Linked DNA regions of Homo sapiens: region 2 is linked to region 1. Evidence: chromatin loops called from intact Hi-C (ENCODE). Cell type or tissue: ovary. All regions are shown on one strand.

Region 1 (2,500 bases):
ACAGAAATGCAAATAAGCCACTATATTGCCCATGAAAGAATGCTGAGACCGGGCGCGGTGGCTCATGCCTGTAATCCCAGCCGAGGCGAGTGGATCACAAGGTCAGGAGATCGAGACCATCCTGGCTAACACGGTGAAACCCCGTCTCTACTAAAAGTACAAAAAATTAGCCGGGCGTCGTGGCGGGCGCCTGTAGTCCCAACTACTCGGGAGGCTGAGGCAGGAGAATGGCGGGAACCCGGGAGGCGGAGCTTGCAGTGAGCAGAGATCGCCCCACTGCACTCCAGCCTGGGCAACAGAGTGAGACTCCGTCTCAAAAAAAAAAAAAAAAAAAAAAAAAAAAGAATGCTGAAAGGAAGACATAGCATCTTGAAGGATGAGAAGGATTTGGCGAGGTGGGAGGTTGGTGGGTCAGAATGTGAAGGAAATAGAACTAGAGTGTACACAGAGAAAGCAGCTTGTAAAGAGATTCGGGTTACAGAGATCACTCGGATGCATCAATGTGGCTAGATATTAGGGAGGGATGAGGGAACTGTAGGAGACAAACCAAAAGCATATTTAATTTAAAGGCAGCAGAAGCATTTAATAAAAAGCATTATTTGCTAGTTATACATTTATTCCAAAGGAAAAGGGAAACTATACAACACGTTAATTTCCAGTATAGGTCTATTTCTGAGTTTCTAATGTGTTATATTGATCAATGCGTTCATATCTAAACAGATGATTAAACAAATCCCCAGAAAAGAAAGGCTCACTGGAACCCATCATGGTTCTTAGGGCATGTTTATAATTCTTTCTGCTAAAATTTCAGGTATAAAATTTGTAAATATGAGACAAACGGCCACTTGATTTTGGTAATAAATTTGACAAGAACTCACACTATCTTAGTAGACAAGATTAAGGCTAGGTAATTATATAGTTGGGTAGATGTATTGTGACTGGACAATTTATTAGAATCAGCCTTTTTGGTATCCATACTTAATCTTTTACCTTGTTGTTTTAATCAATAACTTGGATGAAGACACATGATTATAAATGTTTAAGTCATGCAAGCAATAGATAGTACATTGGAAAATCAGGTTCAAAGAACTGTGTTATGCTCTAAATAACAAGCTAAAATCGGAGATGAAAGTCCAAGATTTTGGTTACAATTTTTGATATGTCAACTAAATGTAATATGAGGATTCTATTTGGATCCTGATTTGACTAAACCAATTCTGAAAATAAATATTTAAGACAATACTGGAAAATTAAATATAGACTTGGCGTTAGATAATACTAACAAAATATTACAAATTTTTAAAGTATGATAGTGGGCCTTTCGGTTACATTTAAAAATAGTTCTTTCCGGGAACAGTGACTCATGCCTATAATCCTAGCATTTTGGGAGGCCAACGCGTTGGATTGCTTTAGCCCAGGCATTTGAGATCAGGCTGGGCAACAAAGTGAGATCTATCTACAAAAAATTTTTTTAAAAATTAGCCAGGTGTAGTGGTTTGCACCTGTACTCCCAGCTACTGAGAAGTCTGAGGCGGGAGGATCCCGTGAGCTCAGGAGTTTAAGATTGCAGTGAGCTAGGATCCTACCACTGCACTTCAGCCTGGGTGACAGAGCAAGACCTTGTCTCAAAAAATGAAATGGTTTTTATCTTCTAGCAATACATGAATATTTACAGGTAAATTATATGACTATGGTATTTGCTTTAAAATAGTACAGGAACAAACAAAAAAACATGGGAGGTAGATGGATGAAATACGTACACACAAAAAAAGATAATGTTGAATCTGAGTGATGGGGATGGTAGGGGAAATTAAGTTCCTGTTCTGGGGGCTGAATACTACCTACCCTTACCTCTGCCTCATGAATGGGATTAGTGTCCTTACAAAAGAGGTTCGAGGGAGCCCTTTTGCCCTTCCCCTTTTGCCTTTCAGCAAGGAGACGCTCACTGTGGATGGTATCCATCCAGAAAAGTGACTAGGCTACTTGCTTTCCAACCTCCTCTTCTCTAGAGGTGCAACCAAACTTCTATTTAGCCTGCCCTGTACAGGCCAGTGGTCTCCAGTTTTGATGATGTGTGTGTGCACATGGAGGTGTTGAGGGAGAAGGAGGGTCAGACAGGGATTAGAGCAGAGAAACAGACCAGTTTCTCATGTAGACTATTGATTACTTCAGCCGTGCAGGACACCTCCTTGTACAGCATGATCTGCTGTCCTGTTGACAAAATTATAAAACAAGCTCCTCCCTCTCTGTATTCTCGTCATGGGGATATTTCATGTGGGCAGTTGCAAGCCTTCTGGGACTACGTCTTTAGAAGTACTTACGCTTAATCCAGGTAACCAGCTGTCAAGGAGCGTACCTATCTGGCTGAATAACTCTCCATTTTATCATCTGTGATGATGTTTCTCAGGAGTCTTTAGGTAAAAGGAGCTACATGCTCATATTAATGTTTTCAAATAATGAGGTACTAATTTTATAAATAAGTGGCTCTGCTTCAGAAAAG
Region 2 (2,500 bases), 850 kb after region 1:
GACATTTGAAGAAATGAGGGTTGTGGTTGTACAAAAGGTCCCATATTATGGATCTGATTGTCCTTTATGGTGGTGGTTTACTTGCTTCTCCATCCCCTGTATTTTCTGCAAACCAGAAGGTAGGTCTAAAGGTCTGATTCGATTTGGAATAGGAATACTCATGAGTGTGGCTGAGAATGTCATGCTTCATCATGCAGTAGGCACATCAAGTTGTCCCACAGTAGTGACACTCAGTCAGAGACTCGAGTGCAGTGCACACTGCCTGGCATCTCTCTTGAAAGCTTTGTTTTCTCTCATGTAATTAGCAGGTAATCTTTCATACATTACAAATATACATAAAGGCCAGGCGTGGTGGCTCACGCCTGTAATCCCAACACTTTGGGAGGCCGAGGTGGGTGGATCACGAGGTCAGGAGTTCGAGACCAGCCTGACCAACATGGTGAAACCCCGTCTCTACTAAAAATACAAAGATTAGCCGGGCGTGGTGGCACGCGCCTGTAATCCCAGCTACTCAGGAGGTTGAGGCAGGAGAATCGCTTGAACCTGGGAGGCGGAGGTTGCAGTGAGCCGAGATTGCACCACTTCACTCCAGCCTGGGCAACAAGAGCAAAACTCCATCTCAAAAAAAAAAAAAAAAAGAAAGACAGACTGAAAACAGATGATGCTTTTCAGGAGATTCCTTTTAAAAGGGAGCAGAGAAATGACCTATTGTTAGAGGGAGAGTGTGAGGTCAGGTGAGGGGTTTTTCAGATGGAAGAAGTTATAGCTTTGTATGCTAATAGAAAGGATCCAATAAATTGACTTTAGAGGAGTAAGATGGGAGAATTGCCACAACAACGCCCTGGAGCAGGCGAGCGGAGTGTCGAGGCTGGCTGACACAGGTGAAGGTACAGTGTCTAGCAACAGAGGCAGATGGGCAAGTGGAGGGAAGAGATTGTTGGAAGTCCTCTTTTGTTTTCTGTTTTTGTTTTTGTTTTTGTTTTTTGTTTTTGAGACAGTCTTGCTCTGTAGCCCAGGCTGGAGTGCAATGGTGAGATCTTGGCTCACTGCTACCTCTGCCTCCCAGGTTCAAGCGATTCTCCTGCCTCAGCTTCTCGAGTAGCTGGGATTACAGGCACCCACCACCACACCTGGCTAATTTTTGTATTTTTAGTAGAGACAGTGTTTCACCATGTTGTCCAGGCTGGTCTCGCACTCCTGACCTCATGATGGGACCGCCTCAGCCTCCCAAAGTGCTGGGATTACAGGCATGAGCCACTGCTCCTGGCCAGAAGTCCTCTTTTGATTGCTTTTGTTCTCAGTGACACAAGAAGCCAGGTCATTACTTAAGAATGGAGATTGAGAGCTGAGTGTGGTGGCTCATGCCTGTAATCCCAGCACTTTGGGAGGCTGAGGTGGGTGGATCACCTGAGGTCAGGAGTTCGAGACCAGCCTGGCCAACATGGTGAAACCCTGTTTCTACAAAAAGTACAAAAATTAGCCGGGAATGGTGGCATGTGCCTGTAATCCCAGCTACTCAGTGGGGGTGGCTGAGGCAGGAGAATCGTTTGAACTCAAGAGGCAGAGGTTGCAGTGAGCCAAGATCATGCCACTGCACTCCAGCCTGGGTGACAGAGTGAGACTCTCTCTCTCCAAAAAAAGAATGGAGCTGTGGAAGGAAGTGCTAGAGGTTCAGGGATTTAAAAAAGAGTTTGCCCCGTGAGTACAGCCAAGTGAGAATGGGCAACAGATCTGAGGGAACATGCAAAGGACTGCTTCCACTGAGAACCATGGAACCCAAGCTGATTCAGGAGGAAAACAGAAACATGCAGAGAAGGGTTTCCAGGGGAAAGAGGATAGGACTCTAGAGGGGTAAAAAGCTGTTGGAGTCCAGGATCAAGGTGCCACCTGGAGAAACCTAGGAAAAGAAGGGATGGTTAAGGAAGTGGATGCCTTGAAACAGATCATGAAGGAGTTGAAATTTTTAGTAATGTTAAAGTCACAGGTCTGAGCGTGGGAGGGAGTGAGTGAGACGGCAGAGGTCAGGGAATTGAAAGCATCATCTATGTGGATGCTGAAATCACCAAAATTATGATAGGGCACTGCTGGAGGGAGTGATGGTGACTCACAAACTCAAACTGTCAAGGGATGAAGGAGGGACGGTGGGGAACACAGTGTGACGATGACAGGAGACTCAAAGGTAGATGCCTGTAGGGAAGGAGAGGTAAGAGTAATCTGGAATGACAGAGAAGAAAAAGAGGCCACTTACTCCATTTCCAGGCCTTGGAGGAGCGGGAGAGAGAATGCTGCCACCATGTAAGAGGGCTATGGGAGAGAACCAGGTTCCAGTTAGAGAACAAGGTGAAGAAATCATTTAGAGAACAGGTTGAGGATGTAGGGGATTATATCGCTGATGCAATATGAATTCCAAGGAGCACAATGAAAGGGTCTCAGGAGTTGAAGGATGGGGCAAAAACAACAATACAGAGGCACGTGGGGTTGCAAGTCAGGAGGGTGCAAT

Evidence for each region. Hi-C counts contacts between places; a loop is a spot of excess contacts. Peaks named below come from ENCODE experiments on the same cell type or tissue, not always from the same donor. Only the 100,000 strongest peaks of a DNase experiment are listed, where the experiment ranks them.
Region 2: it touches region 1 in a loop (2.9-fold over the local background); 9 of 110 quality-filtered maps call a loop at or near these places.

The regions. Positions count from the first base shown.
Region 1 is chr3:30,923,590-30,926,089 of GRCh38, forward strand. No RefSeq gene overlaps it. Among named protein-coding and RNA genes, the nearest start is that of GADL1, 30 kb to the left of the region's middle. In ovary, no CTCF peak of the experiment used is centred here; no DNase peak of the experiment used is centred here.
Region 2 is chr3:31,773,542-31,776,041 of GRCh38, forward strand. The region is part of intron 4 of OSBPL10 (oxysterol binding protein like 10); the gene reads right to left. Among named protein-coding and RNA genes, the nearest start is that of OSBPL10-AS1, 71 kb to the left of the region's middle. In ovary, no CTCF peak of the experiment used is centred here; no DNase peak of the experiment used is centred here.